Linked DNA regions of Homo sapiens: region 2 is linked to region 1. The links are chromatin loops, found by intact Hi-C in ENCODE. Cell type or tissue: endothelial cell of umbilical vein. All regions are shown on one strand. Each heading gives the region's core, and the rest is flanking DNA. Links, peaks and the distances in the headings are about the cores only. Region 1 has its middle 8.7 kb from the start of MAN1C1. Region 2 overlaps SELENON (selenoprotein N).

What was found. Hi-C counts contacts between places; a loop is a spot of excess contacts. Peaks named below come from ENCODE experiments on the same cell type or tissue, not always from the same donor. Only the 100,000 strongest peaks of a DNase experiment are listed, where the experiment ranks them.
Region 2: a loop joins it to region 1, with 13 times the contacts of the local background. A loop is called at or near these places in 33 of 110 quality-filtered maps.

The regions. Positions count from the first base shown.
Region 1 is chr1:25,603,489-25,612,693 of GRCh38, forward strand. No RefSeq gene overlaps it. Among named protein-coding and RNA genes, the nearest start is that of MAN1C1, 8.7 kb to the right of the region's middle. In endothelial cell of umbilical vein, for the core only: a CTCF peak has its summit at 5,269 (motif pointing right); a DNase peak (open chromatin) is centred at 5,293; H3K27me3 peaks cover 2,580 bases.
Region 2 is chr1:25,806,008-25,815,212 of GRCh38, forward strand. It overlaps SELENON (selenoprotein N), which reads left to right. Exons shown (of 12, transcript NM_206926.2): 4 at 2,573-2,782; 5 at 3,019-3,143; 6 at 3,676-3,813; 7 at 5,447-5,528; 8 at 5,684-5,872; 9 at 6,680-6,785; 10 at 7,874-7,986; 11 at 8,070-8,171. Among named protein-coding and RNA genes, the nearest start is that of MTFR1L, 9.3 kb to the right of the region's middle. RefSeq lists an enhancer at 4,620-5,494. In endothelial cell of umbilical vein, for the core only: a CTCF peak has its summit at 5,026; a DNase peak (open chromatin) is centred at 5,044.

The sequences.
Region 1 (9,205 bases), core at 586-8,585:
TAACCACGAGTGATCCGCCAGCCTCGGCCTCCCGAGGTGCCGGGATTGCAGACGGAGTCTCGTTCACTCAGTGCTCAATGGTGCCCAGGCTGGAGTGCAGTGGCGTGATCTTGGCTGGCTACAACCTCCACCTCCCAGCTGCCTGCCTTGGCCTCCCAAAGTGCCGAGATTGCAGCCTCTGCCTGGCCGCCACCCCGTCTGGGAAGTGAGGAGCGTCTCTGCCTGGCCGCCCATCGTCTGGGATGTGAGGAGCCCCTCTGCCTGGCTGCCCAGTCTGGAAAGTGAGGAGCGTCTCTGCCCGGCCGCCATCCCATCTAGGAAGTGAGGAGCGTCTCTGCCCGGCCGCCCATCGTCTGAGATGTGGGGAGTGCCTCTGCCCTGCCGCCCCGTTTGGGATGTGAGGAGCGTCTTTGCCCGGCCGCCCCGTCTGAGAACTGAGGAGCCCCTCCGCCCGGCAACCACCCCGTCTGGGAAGTGAGGAGTCCCTCTGCCCGGCAGCCGCCCCGTCTGGGAAGTGAGGAGCGTCTCCGCCCGGCAGCCACCCCGTCCGGGAGGGAGGTGGGGGGGGTCAGCCCCCGCCAGGCCAGCCGCCCCGTCCGGGAGGGAGGTGGGGGGGGTCAGCCCCCCGCCTGGCCAGCCGCCCCATCCGGGAGGTGAGGGGCGCCTCTGCCCGGCCACCCCTACTGGGAAGTGAGGAGCCCCTCTGCCCGGCCAGCCACCCCGTCCGGGAGGGAGGTGGGGGGGTCAGCCCCCCGCCCGGCCAGCCGCCCCGTCCGGGAGGGAGGTGGGGGGGTCAGCCCCCCGCCCGGACAGCCGCCCCGTCCGGGAGGGAGGTGGGGGGTTAGCCCCCTGCCCGGCCAGCCGCCCCGTCTGGGAGGTGAGGGGCACCTCTGCCCGGCCGCCCCTACTGGGAAGTGAGGAGCCCCTCTGCCCGGCCACCACCCCGTCTGGGAGGTGTACCCAACAGCTCATTGAGAACGGGCCATGATGACAATGGCGGTTTTGTGGAATAGAAAGGGGGGAAAGGTGGGGAAAAGATTGAGAAATCGGATGGTTGCCGTGTCTGTGTAGAAAGAGGTAGACATGGGAGACTTTTCATTTTGTTCTGTACTAAGAAAAATTCTTCTGTCTTGGGATCCTGTTGATCTGTGACTTTACCCCCAACCCTGTGCTCTCTGAAACATGTGCTGTGTCCACTCAGGTTTGAATGGATTAAGGGCGGTGCAAGATGTGCTTTGTTAAACAGGTGCTTGAAGGCAGCATGCTCCTTAAGAGTCATCACCACTCCCTAATCTCAAGTACCCAGGGACACAAGGCCGCAGGGTCCTCTGCCTAGGAAAACCAGAGACCTTTGTTCACTTGTTTATCTGCTGACCTTCCCTCCACTATTGTCCTGTGACCCTGCCAAAACCCCCTCTGCGAGAAACACCCAAGAATGATCAATTAAAAAATAATAATAAATAAATAATAAATAAATAAATAAATAAATAATCCTTTTTGCCTTCGAGTTTAGTGGAGCATCGGGAGAAGGCAGAGCTCTGTCTGTGTGCTCAGCCTAACTTCCTTAACAGAATTCACAGTCAGTCTAACTTAACCTCCACAACAACATCAAGGGGCCAAGAATGCACAATGGGGAAAAGATAGCCTCTCCAAGAAATGGTGTTGGGGAAACTGGATATCCACATGTGGAAGAATGAAATTGGACCCTTCTCTTACATCAAAATCAACTCAAAATTGATGAAAGACTTCAACACTAGAAGAAAACTACTAGAAGAAAACATAGGGGGAAAGCTCCGTGACAGTCTGGGTGATGGTTTTTTGGATATGATCCCAAAAGCATAGGCAACAAAAGCAAAAATAGACAAATGGGACTACATCAAACTAGATAGCTTTTGCACAGTAAAAGAAACAATCAACACAGTAAAGACAGAACCAATGGAATTGGAGAAATTATTCGCAAACTATGCATCTGATAAGGGGTTAACATCCAAAATATATAAGTGACTCAACTTAATAGCAAGGAAACAAATGACTCAATTAAAAAATGGGCAAAGGACTTGAATAGACATTTCTCAAAAAAAGACATATGAATGGACAACAGGTATATGAAAAAATGCATCACTGATCATCAGAGAAATGCAAATTAAAACCACAAGATATCACCTAATACCTGTTAGAATGGCTGTTATAAAAAAGACAGAAGATACCAAGTGTTGGCAAGGATGTGGAAAAAAGGAAACCTATACACTGTTGGTGGGAGTGTAAATTAGAATAGCCATTATGGGCTGGTCAGGAGTTTGAGACCAGCCTGGCCAATATGGTGAAACCCCCGTCTCTACTAAAAATACACAAATTAGGCAGGCATGGTAGTGCATGCCTGTAGTCCCAGCTACTCAGGAGGCTGAGGCAGGGGAATCGCTTGAACCTGGGAGGCAAAGGTTGTAGTGAGCTGAGATTGCACCTCTGCACTCCAGCCTGGGCAAGAGTGAGACTCTGACTTAAAAAAAAATAGCCATTAGGGAAAACAGTATGGAAGTTCCTCAAAAAACTAAAAATAGAACTACTATATGATCCCACAATCTCACTACTAGGTATGTATCCAAAGGAAATGAAATCAAGTCAGTCCAAGAGATATCTGTACTCCCATTTTGTTGCAGTATTATTCAAATAGCCAAGGATGCAGAATCAACCTAAGTGTCCATCAACAAATGAACGGATAAAGAAAATGAGCCTGGAGGACATTGTTAAGTGAAATAAGCCAGACACAGAAAGACAAATACTGTGTGATTTCACTGAAAACTGAAATCTAAAAAAGTCAAACTCATAGAAGCAGAAAGCAGCATGGTGGTTATCAGGGGCGAGGAGGGGAGAGGATTGGAAGATGTTGGTCAAAGAATACAAAATTTCACTTAGACAGGAAAAATAAGTTCAAGGATCGATTGTACAACCTGGTGTCTATAGTTAATAGCTATGTATTATATACTTGAAAACTGCTGAGAGGAGACTTTAAGTGTTCTCTCCATAAATAGGTGAGATAATGCATATATAAATTAGCTTGATTTAGCCATTCCACAATGTGCATAGATGTCAAAACATCGTGCTGTACACCATAAATGTATACAAGTTGTATTTGTCAATTTAAAAAATAAAAAAATGCCAAGGGGCCAGTATCATTATCCTCATTTTCCAAATAAGAAAACAGGCTCAGAGTGGATGTCTGAGGGCTTGAATGTGGCAGGACCCAGAACTGCTCACGGCCCCGTGACTCCAACACTCTTTGCACAGCTGTGCACAGCTCTCCTTGCAATGCCCAGAGAAGGTTATGCCCTCCACAGCTACAAAGATATTGGGTCTTCTGTGGCAAAACCCTGGTGACAGTGGATGCCCTGGGGTGACCACGCCGTCTTCCATCTGAATGTATCCTCCTACTGTCTGCTGTGTTAGAGATGAGGCATTATGAGAAGGAGAAACTATTTGTCAAATGTAATTAACAATTAGAAATGACCTAAATGTCTAACGGTAGCAGATTGGGTAAATAAATAATCATAGAGCCACATAAGAAGTACTATTTGGCTGTTCAGAACAATTAAGTAGAAGAGTATTTAATTTCATGGAAATGCTCCTGACATATTGGTACATTAGAAAAAGCAGACTGCCTAAGCAGTGAGCATGGTACAATTCCATTTTAACAACAACAACACACATATCATAACGAGTCAACATTTATATACCCATACTCATATTCATAGCAGCATATTCACAATAACGAAAACATAGAAGCAAACCAAGTGTGCATCGATGGATGAATGGACAGGGAAAATGTGGCAGATACACACGATGGAATATTATTCAGCCTTAAATGGGAAGAAAGTTCTGTCACATGCTACCAAATGGATGAACTGTGAGGACACTGCGCTAAGTGAAGTGAGACAGTCACAAAAAGACAAATACTGTATGATTCCACTTATATGAGGTGCTTAAAGTAGTCAAATTCATAGAAACAGAAAGTAGAATAGTGGTTACCAGGGGCTGGGCGATGGGAAGAATGCGGAGTTAGTGTTTAATGAGTACAGAGTTTCAGTTTTAGGGGATGATAAGTTGCTGGACAGCACAGCTGTCCATAGGAACCAGCCATAAGCCACTGGGGCTTGCAGTGCACTGGAAATGTGGCTCGCCTGAATTGCGATGGGCTATAAATGTAAAACCCACTGTAGATTGTAAGACTTGGTATGTAAAAAAGAATATAACTTTTCTCATGAAGGATTTTTTTTTTTTTGAGATGGAGTCTCGCTCTGTTGCCCAGGCTGGAGTGCAGTGGCATGATCTCAGCTCACTGCAACTTCCGCCTCCTGGGTTCAAGAGATTCTCCTGCCTCAGCCACCCGCATAGCTGGGACTACAGGTTTGTGCTACCAGGCCTGGCTAATTTTTGTATTTTTAGTAGAGATGGGGTTTCTCCATGTTGGCCAGGCTGGTCTCGAGCTCCTGACCTCAAGTGATCTACCTGCCTGGGCCTCCCAAAGTGCTGGGATTACAGGCATAAGCCACTGCGCCTGGCCTCACGAAGGATTTACCAAAAAAAAAAAAAAAAAAAGATTTGGCTGGACACAGTGGCACACGCCTGTAATCCCAGCACTTTGGGAGGCCGAGGCGGGTGGATTGTCTGAGCTCAGGAGTTTGAGACCAGCTTGGGCAATATGGTGAAACCCCATCTCTACTAAAATACAAAAAATTAGCCGGGCGTGGCAGCGTGCACCTGTAGTCCCAGCTACTCAGGAGGCTGAGGCAGGAGAATCGCTTGAACCCGGGAGGCGGAGGCTGCAGTGAGCCAAGATCGCACCACTGCACTCCAGCCTGGGTGAGAGTGAGACTCTGACTCCAAAAAAAAAAAAAAAAAAAAAAAAAAAAAAATGGAAATGATAATCTTTTGGATGTATGGGATTAAATAAAATATATTATTAAAATTAGTTTTACCTTAAAAAAAAACTTTTGAAAAGTTAAAAATTCAGTGGCTCCAAAACTCAGAAGTCTACACCACACACATTAATCTCTCATTTAAGCCCCATGCCGGTGCAGCCAGTGCGGATCCTCAGAAGGCTCTGCTGGTCACCGGGGCCCTGGCGGAGGGTGCAGCTGCCATCTCATCACTGTCAGTCGCCCTGCTAGTGGGACAGTCGCAGCTCTAGAGGATATGGCACCCTCAATTAAATGCTTGGGACTCGAAGTGACAGTTGTCATTTCTGCTCACAGCTTATTGGCCACAGCTAGTCACACGGCTCCACTCAACCACAAGGGGGCGGGGCAATCTCACCAAGTGCCCCAAAGGCAGCGATCTGGAACTATTTGGCGAACAGGGCAAAATGACTAGCTCCGTGCAGCTTTTTTATTTCTTTAAAATACATAGAATAGAATAATTTTTAAAACGTAGAACGGAATAAAATAAGAAATATAGTATGTTTAGAATTTTTAATTTAAAACTTTAAATATTAGGTTATGTTTAATTTTTTTTTATATCATGTGTGAGGTACAATAAATATTTGTGGAATGTTGACAGTTCTTTCTGAAAAGGGATCACAGCTATAATGAATATGACTTTTTGGCTTTATTACTAACAAAGTGCTTGCCCGGGGGTCATCTCATTTAAGGTATTATGGGCCTCTTTGCAGATGAAGAAACTGATCTAAGACAGATGAGTGACCTCCCCAGGTCACCCAATCAAGTGGCAGAAGTGGGACTTGGGAACAAGTAAGATAACCCATGAGACTTCTTCTTCAAACCCCAATATTTCTTCTCTTTCCTATATCAACCTCAAATCTTAAGCTTGCTATTCTTTACTTCGTTTAATAACACTAACATTTAACATACTGAGTACTATCATCACTGCTAAGGAAACTAATGCTCAGAGGAGGAGACTTGCCCAAGGTTACGTGTCCCTGAAGAGGCAAGACTTGGATTCGAATGTGGATTTATGAGAATCAAAGCTACAACCACAATGCCCTTCTGCCACTCTGGCTTATTGACCTGCTTCTAGAAAAAAACTTGAATGGCATAGGGGATAAGTTTTAAGGGGACTTCCCATGATTGTATGGTCCAGGTGGTGTTCACCCAGCAACACCTGCCTGATGCCTTCAGCCCTTCTTACCATCCTAACCCTAGAAGGGCAGATATTTTGACACCCTGCATAGAACCTGGAGCCTCAACTCATGGACATTTAAAAAACAGACACACACAAACAAAAACTCCTTGATATTAGCAAAGGTAACCAGGTGACGAAATTATGTCAGGGTTGCATTTTAAAGAGACTGTTTTATTTCTGGCTTTATGGTGCTTGATGTAAGCTTTTAGAAATGTATTTTTATGATAATCAAAGATATTTATTTTACATGCCCTTTAAAAAGTGCCAGGACTGTAAATAATAATAGCTAACATTTAGTTCCTACTATATGCCAGGCACACTGCTTAAACATTAAAATGGATTATTTCATTTTAGCCTCACAATGTCAGTGAGGTAAACATAACCCGGGACCATGGAAACAAGAAGAACCTTGATGCCTTCCTGTGCTTGTGGAAGCGGCATCAGCTGGGATTCTCAAGTACTGCTAGCCAGCGTCTGCTCTGCCTCCAGCTGCAAGTTACTTACAGGCTCTGATCCTTAAATTGCAACATTCCACCATTGGGCTGAATGATCTCGAAACTCCCGGAGAGGAGGGGCTTCTCTGAGCAGTGCTCAGCACAACAGGGCTTCCTAAACAGCCACTATTATCATCCAAACAGGGAACATGTCTTCTGAAATGAAAAGCGGTGTGTACAGTCTGACAAGTGAAAGTTCTCATAGGGCCATGGACAGAGTATTTGAGATTCTAGCATCTCTGGAAGCGTTGAGTTACAATATAGCAGTTTGGGTTGCTATCTTGCCTGCCACTAGGAAATGAGGCAGTGCTGATTCTTTTTGTCTTTTGTAACATTAGTTCATATTTATTGAGTGCTGCTGTGTGCCAGACACTATGCTATTTACAAAAATTAGCTCCTAAGTCCTCATATCCACCCTACTTCGTGGGTACTATGATCATCTTCATTTCACAGATGAGGAAACTCAGGCTTCAAAAAGTGGGCAATTTCCCAAGGTGTCACTGCTAGTAGGTGACTGAGTCCAGGCTTAGATCTGGCACTGTGGCTACAGGGTCCTCATTCTTACCACTCTGTGTTCCCTTCTCCAGCATACTAAGGACTTGGCTTTGGGAGTAGATCTGCTCACTCGAAGGAAGAGTAAACATTTGCCTCAAGCTCTTTACAGTCAGTGATCTTATCTAATCCTCACATCATCTTTCTGAGGTGAGTATCACTATTAATCCCTTTTGACAGATGGAGAAATTGAGGCTCAGAGAGGTCAGACAAGTTGCCCAAGATCAACCAGCCAAATGTGTGGTAAAACCAGGATTTCAGACCCGAACCTGTCTGACCTCAGCCTTGGCTCTGAGCCAGGGTTTCTTACCCTTTGCACCATTGATATTTGGGGCCCGATAATTCTTTGTTGTAGGGGACTGTGCTGTGCATTGCAGTATGTGCAGTAGCATCTCTGACCTCCACCCACTAGATGCCAGTAGCACTCTGCCCCCAGTTACAACAATCTAAATTATCTCCAGAAATCACCAAATATTCCCTAAGGGCAAAACTGCCCCCAGTGGACAACCCCTGCTCCCCTGCTCTAACCACTAAGCACCCAGTGCTAGGACCCATGGCAAAGCCCCAGCTGACTGCTGCTTCTGCTGCAGGACCGGGGTCTCGGGTAAGAAGAGTTAAAATAAAACCTTTACGCTGTCATTTTAAAAGCCTCATGCCAGGTGTTCCTGGCTCTATGACCCTGAAATTGACCACCACTGCACAGTGAGGTATTGACTGGGTCCCACAGCCTGCTGGGGTGAGCCCAGGATGGCTGGAGGGCCTTTTGTCTCTCAAGACTAACTTGGTGTGCTCTCGGGGGTGGAGCCCCTCCCACAGTCATCAGTGTCTCTTCTGCCCAGTGCCAAATTTGTCTGGTGGCTATTAAGGAAGCTGCCTGATGATTATCCGTTGGCTCAAGCTTGGCTTTATCTCTAGTCTTCGATTCTAAATGAGACTAATGACCATTTGAGATTCAGATTCTGCACCAACTGCCCAGCTGCCTCCTCAGTGAAGGAGCTGAAGGGGAATCCCTTACAGCCTGGTTCACTGCTCCCATCTCAGCAAATACCCCCACCAGGCAATAAGAGACCCTGGAGATACCTCCCTCTCCATCACTGCCCAAGTTCAAGCCATCACCTGATCCTGTCAATTTTGGCTTCTAAATATGGTTTGAATCCTGTGGTGCTATCCATCTCCCACTCCCCAAATAGTCTAGCACAGACTATTGCAATATCCTCTGAAAGGTACCCCCTTCATTCACCCCTGTCTTCCATTTTGTCTTCCACACTGTAGCTAGAGTAACCTTTAAAAGTGTTCATCTGAACCTACCCACCCACCTCCCCCTACACTTTCCCACTCCTACCCTAATTCATCCGGTGTCACTTCTTGTCTTTCTCCATCACTTTCTCTACTCCAGACCTACTGATTTCTATTCTCAAAAGCACCATGTTCCCTCCAACCCAGGCACTTTGCCTGTGCTGCCCCCTCAGCCTGGGCATTCTCACTCTCCTTCTGCTAGGTAACTGCACTCATCCTCAGGGGGAGCCTCCCCTGGCCCACCCAGTGAAGCCTGGGTCCAGGTCCACTGTTGCCTGCTCTTAGGGCAATGTTTCACTCTCCTTCCTCTCTCTGATCTTAGCTCATACTCCTTTGGAAGTTATTTGTTTAAACTCATCTTCCCCATGAGACTGTAGGCTTCATGATAGGAGAAATGTGTCTGTTTTTCCTCACCACTGTATCCCTAAAGCTTAGTGTATTGCCTTGGGTTGGGTATATACATCAGGCACCTTGTACCTGCTTGTTGAATGACTGAATGAACTTATATAATCCTCCCAATGAGCCTGTGATGATCTTGCCTGAGGCCAGTGCTCTTTCCTTGCTCTCACTACGTATAGAACCTGCTCTCACAGCATTACAAGACGGAGACAGTAGACTCTGACAGGCATAGAGGGCTCTGGATCCTGATTGTCTGGGCTCAAATCTCTCTTCTGCCACTTCCTAGCTGTGTGACTTTGGGTAAGTTCCTTAACATCTCTGTGCTTAAT
Region 2 (9,205 bases), core at 1,006-9,005, 200 kb after region 1:
CTTTCTTCCAACTGGGAGCCTTCTCACATGTGGTTCCCTCTGCCAGGAACACTGCCTCTCTGTGCCCAGCCCACACAGCCCGACCCAGCCTTTTCATCTCAGCCAATGCCACTTCAGCACGAACAGAGGCCTGAAGGCAGGAGTGCCAGGCTGGTCACTGAGGCCAGGCAGTGGGTGTGTCTGGGCCCAGGGGGCATGCAGGACCCACACAGGGGCATCCCAATCAGTGGGGCCAGGAGAGAAGGTGCCAGACCCCACCAAGGGCTTTGTTGCCTGCCTTTGGCCTTCATTCTATGGTGGCTGAATATCGTGCAGATTTTAAATAAGACAGCTTTCTCATCAGACCTGGGCTCTCCAGGCCAGGGACGGGGCATGTGTAGAATGGGGAGAAGTGGGAGGCAAGAAGACCAGTTCTGGAGGGGAGACGGAGGAGATGGAGAGTAAGGGCAGCCTGGAGGATGCTGGGGAAGGAAGGGCAGGGAGCGGCTCCTCATGGACAGTGGGTGGGCAGGAGTTGGATGACTCAGGCTTCTGGCTGTGACCAGGGGCATGGTGGGCTGCTTGCCCAGATGGGGACTGTAGGCGGGGAGGGAGTAGGGGATAGAGAATGAGGTCAGTCTGCACATGTTGAAGTTGAGGTCCCCAGGGGATGTTGGATGTCTGCTGCCCAGCAGCAGCCCCTTGGCAGTGCCCAACTCTAGAGCCTGGCAGCCACATGGCAAAAGAAACTTGGGAATGACCTTGAGGCTGGCACCTGTGGCGGAATTGCCACCTGGCCCAGCCCAGGGAAGCAGTGCTGGGGAGCCCCTTTCTTTTTTTTTTTTTTTTTTTTGGGACGGAGTCTCGCTCTGTCGCCCAGGCTGGAGTGCAGTGGCGCGATCTCTGCTCACTGCAAGCTCCGCCTCCCGGGTTCAAGCTATTCTCCTGCTTCAGCCTCCCGAGTAGCTGGGACTACAGGTGCCCACCACCACACCCGGCTAATTTCTTTGTATTTTTAGTAGAGACGGGGTTTCACCATGTTGACCAGGATGGTTTCAATCTCCTGACCTCGTGATCCACCTGCCTCGGCCTCCCGAATTATAGGCGTACAGGGATTATAGGGATTACAGGTGTGAGCCACCATGCCCGGCCGGGAGCCCCTTTCTTAACCTCATCGCTGCAGGTTCAGGGAGGGACAGAAATTCCAAGGAGGAGCTCACAGGGAAGGGCATTGCCCGTTTTGGGTCCTGTTTACTTGCCGTCTCCCACTATAAGCTCCAAGAAGACAGGGTGCACAGTGTACCCTGATAGAAACTTCCTATACAGTAGGTGCATAAAACATTTTGTGGAATGAACAAATGAATAAACGTGTTCTTCTCAGCCAAGGAGACAGTGCAGCAGATAGGCAGGAGTCCAGGAAGTGGTCAAAACCGGTCTGACCTTCCACAAAAGGAGATGGGGAACCCATCTCCATGGATTTGGCAGTGATGGGCTGGTCTGAGCAGATAAGTCCGCACAGACAACAAGAACTGGGGTGAGGCAGGAGCAGCACCCCTAGCCCTGGCCCCCGAGCAGAGCCCCAGCAAGCCCAGCACCCATCGCTGGCAGGTCCCCTGCAGGGGGTGGCAAGCCTACAAGCAGGACCCAGGAAGGCGGGCTCGGCCTGGCCCGGCACAGCCAGCTCTGCCTTGAGAACCGCCTGTTAAATCTGTCTCTGTGGGAGCTCCCTGCCTGCTTTCCTCCTACCTCCCACCAAGCCTGAGCTCCTGCTGCCAGGGAGGTGGCGACAGAAGAGGGAATCTGCTGTTCCCCAAATGCTGGCCGACGTGTAGACAGCTCTGTGGTCTCTGAGCGTCCTCTCCGAGCCATCAGCTTGTCAGACAGAGGCGAGGCAGGTCACCGATGAGGACTCGGGCTTAGGGAAGGCCTTTTGCCCAGGGTGGGGCAGGCTGTACTTAAGGCAGGGCCCTTCTGGGGGTGGCCTTCCTTCCCCTTCCCTGTGGTCTCATCCTGCTCTTGACCCTAGAGATTTCACCTCAAACATGATTGGCCACCACCCTCATCGGACTTAGCTCCAAACCGAAACCCTGAGCTGGCCAGTGGGACATTAGTCCCTGGGAGGAGACTTGGAGAGGAGACTGGGGAGGGAGAGTAGGGCTGCTGGAGGGCCAGGGAAGCCAGGCAGGGTGGTGGCACCCAAGGCTGGCCCATGGGCTTATGCATAGGATGGAGGTGGGACTATGTGAGGCACAGAGCCCCACCATCCCCATTCCAACCTTGCCCTCGAGCGAGCTGCTCTGGCCTGGGCTGCGCCTGGGTGGGCTGTGCCTGGGTGGGCTGTGCCTGGGTGGGCTGTGCCTGGGTGGGCTGTGCCTGGGTGGGCTGCAGAGGCACTGCAGCAGGGAGAGGAGCCTCTCTCTGGCGGGATATTGCTAAGCTTGTGGCCATCATAAGGGCAGGAACCTCCCTGGGGTCCATCTGCTCCCTTGGTGTGGGCTGGCTCGGGGCTTGAGGGAGACCTCCACCCACATGGTACAGGAGACCCCGGAGTCAGGTTCTCAGATTCCTGGAGCTTTGCTTTCCCCCGCCCCAGGTCTCCCGCCTCGCCCTGTCCGGCCTCCGAAACTGGACAGCCGCCGCCTCACCAAGTGCAGTGTTTGCCACCCGCCACTTCCAGCCCTTCCTTCCCCCGCCAGGCCAGGAGCTGGGTGAGCCCTGGTGGATCATCCCCAGTGAGCTGAGCATGTTCACTGGCTACCTGTCCAACAACCGCTTCTATCCACCGCCGCCCAAGGGCAAGGAGGTGAGGACAGCTGGGGTGCGACGTGGGGCCCCTCCGCCCGAGCCCAGGAGTGGCCACCCCTCTGTCTGCGCCTGGACCCCAGTGCCAGGCCTGCTCCACCTGCTCTCCTGCCTTCCTCTGGACCTGCCCCCTCCCCATGGGGCCCCTGGGCCGTCGGGTCTGGGCTGACCCCCACCCCAGCGGATCCAGGCCCAGCGGGACCCAGCAAGCCAGTACGTGCCTCCCGCCGCCCCCAGGTCATCATCCACCGGCTCCTGAGCATGTTCCACCCTCGGCCCTTTGTGAAGACCCGCTTTGCCCCTCAGGGAGCTGTGGCCTGCCTGACTGCCATCAGCGACTTCTACTACACTGTGATGTTCCGGTGAGTGGGCCACACTGGCTGGCCTGGAGCACCGGGGAGGCATGACGGTACAGCGCCCAGAGGGGAGGGCCCAGCTTGAGCCCCCCAGCTCCACCTCTCCTCCCACTGCCGTCTTGGGCAAGCAGCTTTGGCTCTCTGAGCCTCAGTTTTCTCACCTGTGGATCCGGGTGCTGATGACTTCCTCGTAAGGCACGTGAGGGTTCAGAAAGAAAAGTTGTGGAACTTGCTTGGCACGGGGCTGGTAGCCATGGTTGTGCCATCCACACAGAAGTGGGAAGGACACCCAGTCACACATGCCCTCCAGAAGCTGTGAAGGCTGGGGGAGGGGGTCCAGGCAGGGCTTCCAGAGGAGGGGCATGTGACCCGGGCCTCGAAGGATGAGCAGCATTTGGAGAGCCTCGCTGCTGCCCACTGGCCCATCCACCTCCACCCCCACACTCAGCCTCCTCTCCCTGATGATTCTGGCCAAGGCTTCCCGGGCTCCTGGGGAGAAGGTGGGCAGCTCTGGTGCAGCAGATCCCCTTCCCCACAGGATCCATGCCGAGTTCCAGCTCAGTGAGCCGCCCGACTTCCCCTTTTGGTTCTCCCCTGCTCAGTTCACCGGCCACATCATCCTCTCCAAAGACGCCACCCACGTCCGCGACTTCCGGCTCTTCGTGCCCAACCACAGGTGGGAGCTTGACCCTGGCCCAGCCTTGGCTCCCTCCTACAGCTTGTCCTGCTCCCCAGCTCCAGGAGCCTAGGGGCCTCTTCTGTCTCTGCCCCTTCCTTTGCTCCCCAGAGCCCATCTCATGGGGCTGACGTGGCAGGAGGCGGCATGAGGCAGGCAAGAGAATGAGCTGATCACCCACCAGCTCTTCCCAGGCACCCGTGGCCTGGCCCTCCACCTCTGTGCCTGGGACCCAGTGCAGCAGTCCGCAGACCCTTCCTGAAGCTGGGCCTCCCCGCCCTCATACTGCTGACAGGCCCCAGGCAGAGCTGTAACCGCAGCCTGTGCACGCCACCAAGAGGAAGGCCAGCAGCTAGGCAGGGACCCAGCTGTGGGGTCCAGGAAGGCTTCCCAGAAGAAAAAGGTCATCTCAGCAGAGATCAGGGCTCTGAGGGTTTTGCTGGGCAGAGGAACAGCACATCCAAAGGCCAAGGGCAGGCCCTCCACTGCTGCAGAGCCCCAGAGGGGCTTCCGGGACGGTGCTACACCAGCCACCTGCTTGCCTCACCTCCTCAGGGCTGGCCACCTGTCAGCAGAGTAGAGGACCCCGGAGGCCCTGGCTTCAAGTTTGTCCAGATTCCTAACTGATAGCAAGTGGCCACCGAGTGGGCCTGAGTGACCGCTCTACAGGGATGAGACCTGGCTGGGAGCCAGGAGGTCTGCAGTTAAGTCTCTGCTGTGGAACCCATTGGCTGTGTGGCTGTGGGCAAGGCCCTGGCCCTCTGTAGGCCTGTTTCCTCATCTGCCGGATGGGAGACTGACTCCTGGCCTACTTCACCCACAGGGCAGGCGTGAGAGGATGGTCGGGATAACATGGGAAGAGAAAATTGCCCCTAGGAGTGGGGGTGGCTTCCCTCCCTCCCCAGAGTGGGAAGGGCAGGGGCTTCCCGGTCAAAGGGAAAAGGAAGAGGAGGGCACAAGCCCTCCATCTGCTCACCTAGGGCTGGGCACACCTGCCTCCATCGCAGGGTTGTTGAGGAGGGGGCCTGGACTGTATGGGACAGGAGGAGAGAGGCAGTGGCCAGCTCCAGGACCAGCTGTTCCTGGGCTCATGTCTGAGGACCAGGCACCAGGGACTGCTGACCCCCGGGGGTTACCTAGCTCTGCCCTCTGTGCCCCCTGCTGCGGAGGTGGTGGTTTGCCAGTGCTGGGGCTCCCTCGTGCGGCGGATCTGCAGATTGCACTGCTCGGCTCAGATTTCCTGCTGCCCGCCAGAGGCCTGTGCAGGGACCACGGTGCTCGTTTTCATTCCTGCCCCACCCTGTGACCCGCCTTGAGGCACTGGCCATCTCTCTGCTTCAAAGGGTCCTGGAGAGTACACGGGCCATGGCTGTGCAGGCCCTTTGTGAATTGCGAGGGGCAGGGCTGGCGGATGGTGAAGTGGCTCCAGTGCCTTAGGAAGGGGCAGCCTGGTGGGGAAGAGGGCCAGGGCTCTGCAGCCAGAATCCCAGTGGCTCTGAGAGCAGGTGTTCACCTTGAGAAACCTCAGTGTCCTCATCTGGAAAGTGGAGACAGTTGCAGGTATTATGTGAGATAAAGTGTGACACAGATAATGGGCTTTGATGATGGTGTCACTCTGCCCTGGCCATCCCAGGTCTCTGAATGTGGACATGGAGTGGCTTTACGGGGCCAGTGAAAGCAGCAACATGGAGGTGGACATCGGCTACATACCCCAGGTGAGCGCACAGGAGGCTCCCATCCAGGTGGGCTCGGCTGCAGGGCCCCGCCCTCCCTCTGCAATGAGTGGAGCATTTTGGAGGGTCTCTAGGGGAGCCCCTGAGGATTCTTGCCCATCTCTGAGCCTTCCCCCTACCACTGACCTCTGGCCCAGATGGAGCTGGAGGCCACGGGCCCCTCTGTGCCCTCCGTGATCCTGGATGAGGATGGCAGCATGATCGACAGCCACCTGCCTTCAGGGGAGCCCCTGCAGTTTGTGTTTGAGGAGATCAAGTGGCAGCAGGAGCTGAGCTGGGAGGAGGCTGCCCGGCGCCTGGAGGTGGCCATGTACCCCTTCAAGAAGGTGAGGCTGGGCAGGGGTGAAGGCCAGGGTCAGGCTGCATGGGCAGAGGCTGGGAGCTGTGGAGCAGCAGCTGGGCACAGACGCTGGTATGTGTGCAGGGCTTGCTACTGAGGCTGTCTCACTGTTGGGCCCAGCTGTGCCAGCGGGGCCTCCCCGCTGCCATTCAGAACTTGGAGGAAGAGGCCAGGTGCAATGGCTCATGCCTATAATCCAAAACTTTGGGAGGCTGAGGCAGAGAATCACTTGTGGCCAGGAGTTCAAGAGCAATCTGGGCAACATAGCGAGACCCCATATCTACAAAAGAATTTTTTTAATTACCTGGGGGTGGTGGTAGCACGCACCTGTAGTACCAAAGCTTTGGGGAGGCTGAGGCAGGAGGACTGTTTGAGCCCAGGAGTTCAAGGCTGCAATGAGCTATGATTGCGCCACTGCACTCCAGCCTGGGCAACAGAGTGAGACTCCATCTCAAAATAAAAAATAAATGAAAATAATAATAATAAATAGAACTTGGAGGAGACATCCATCCCCTGGCTTAGTAGCACCCACTTCACACACATACAAACACACACACTAACATATATATACACACACACATACACACATATACAAACATACACAAACATATATACACATACAAATGTACATATACACAGACATACACACAAATATATATGCCTACACACAAACACACACACACACACACACACACACACACACACACACACACTTGCACACACTACAGACTCAGCCCGAGTGGGACCCTGGCCGCTTTGATGATGGCTTCGCTCTGTCTCGGTGTGGCCCCAGGTCTCCTACTTGCCGTTCACTGAGGCCTTCGACCGAGCCAAGGCTGAGAACAAGCTGGTGCACTCAATCCTGCTGTGGGGGGCCCTGGATGACCAGTCCTGCTGAGGTGAGGGGCCCGGCTGGATCTAAGGGGAGCAGTGGGAAAGTCCACACCTTGTGGGGTACCAGAGGCTCTGAGACCAATGGGACTCTTCTGTTGAGTTGTGAGGGCCTCAGGGACTGCCCATGGTAGGGGCGTGGGGTGAGGGCTTGGGGGTTTCTGTGCTGAGCCCAGAGGGAGCTACCAGATGCTGAAGAAAGGGCCCTGGCAGACTGGGTTCAAACTCAGCCATTGTCAGCTTGGTAACCTTGACCAAGTGTCTTCCCCTCTGTGAGCCTCAGTTTTCTCAATAGTAAGAGGGGATAACACACTTACCTCTCATAGCTGTGGACATGGAGGTGAAAGTGCCGCATACACTGTAAAGTGTTATATACGTGTAAGAGAAAAAATCGGGCCAGAGGCTGGGCTTGTGTTAATTGATTCAGGAAATTCACCAGAGGCCCCCTAGATGCAACGTCCTTTGGGTGTCTGGCAGTGGGCACAAAGATGAACAAAACAGTGCCCCACCCTCACCCCGTCAACCGTCAGTGCAGCAGTGGGCTGGGTGCTTGCGTCCCACAGTGAGGAAGGCAGAAGGGGTCCCTGCCCTCAAAGGGGGAGACACAGTGCAAAGGCAGACACCAAATGAGTCAGTACAAGCACGGTGAGTGTTCTACAGGGGACAGTCCAGAGTGGCACCAGAGTGTATAACTGGGGGTCAGGGAAGGCTTTGTGAAGACAGTGATATTTACGCTGAGACTTTGAAGGATGAGTAGGAGTTTCTCAAGTGACCGGATGGAGTGTTCCAGGTAGAGGAACAGCCTGTGTGAAGGCCCTGGGACACAGAGCGTTCATTGGATTTAAGAAGCTGTCACTGTCTGCAAGTCCCCAGGGCCAGGTAGAACCCCTAACCCTAATCTCAGCCCAGGATGCTGGTATATTATTGATGTTAATTCCAACTATCATTTATTCAGCACCTACTCTACCTCAGGCTCTTTGAATCTGTTATTTCACTTGGGTGCAGAGACTGTCCTGCAGCCCGTGAGGTCTCCCCAAAGCAAGATTGCACCCCAGCAAGATGTGGGGGCGCCTCACCCTTCTGTCTTCCTGAACAGGTTCAGGGCGGACTCTCCGGGAGACTGTCCTGGAAAGTTCGCCCATCCTCACCCTGCTCAACGAGAGCTTCATCAGCACCTGGTCCCTGGTGAAGGAGCTGGAGGAACTGCAGGTGAGCGGGCAGGTGGCAGGAACAGGAGCGTCCGGAACAGTGGTGGGGGCCGCGGCATCAGGAGTGTGCAACTGTCCCCACAGAACAACCAGGAGAACTCGTCCCACCAGAAGCTGGCTGGCCTGCACCTGGAGAAGTACAGCTTCCCCGTGGAGATGATGATCTGCCTGCCCAATGGCACCGTGGTAGGCACCCCCACTCAGACCCCACAGGGCCCAGGCACCTCGGGGCCCCGGGAGCAACCAGCAGGAGGCGTGGATGTGCAGACTTCATCAGGCTTCGGGACTGTCCCTGCCACTTCCTGGCTGCAAAGCCTCAAGCTGGTCTCTTACCCAGTCTAAGCCTCCGTTGTCCCCGTGTAGAAACAGGAATCGTGATGCAGGTGTTGGTCATCGGGGGCTGCGCAGCAGTGAGCATAGTCCTGAGGCAGAGTCAGCGCCTCCCTAGAAACACAGCCTGGAAGGGAAGGCTCACCTTGGACCATGGCGGCCAGTCCTGGGATGGAAGGGGAGGGAGGAGCCAGGCCTTGTGACAGAGACCAGGAGAGGGCCCTGAGCCAAGATTCAAGACCCCACCTCTCCCTAAGGGCCCCTTACCTAGCACTCAGCAAGTCTTCTCACTGGGGCCTCACAGCAGCTTTGGGAGATGGATGGTCATGAATACCCATTTTATAAACAAGGAGGCCCAGAAAGTTGAGAGACTGGACAAATGTTGCAGTCAATTAAGTGCAGCTGGCTTTGAACCGAGGCCTGCCCTTGAGCCTCAGATCTCCAGCTCTTCTGATCAAAGCGACCCCTCATCCTTTAAGTCCCAAGGCATGGTTAGTGTGGGACCCAGGGCTGTAGGAGGGGGCCGGCTTCCTCAGGATCTTAGGATGGGAGCAGTTCAGGAGCAGGGGCTGTCACGGGAGAGGTGTCCAGTGAGGGTTTGGTGTAAAGGAAAGGGCACCAGGCGGAAGGCATCTGCTGTCCCAGGCGCAAGGGTGATGAGATGGTGTCGGGGAACTGGATGAGGCTGGGCCTGGTTGGGAGAACCAGGCCTCCCATTCATATGAATGTTGATTGAATGCTGATTCATTCATTTGTTCATCTACTGGGCACCTACTGTGTGCCAGGCACAAAGATAAAGACACAGCCCCGTGCTGAAGGAGCTCAGTCTCTGGAGCGAGAGGCCAAAGGAGAGGCCCATTGAATGTGAGGCTGCAGTGAGAGAAGGGAGC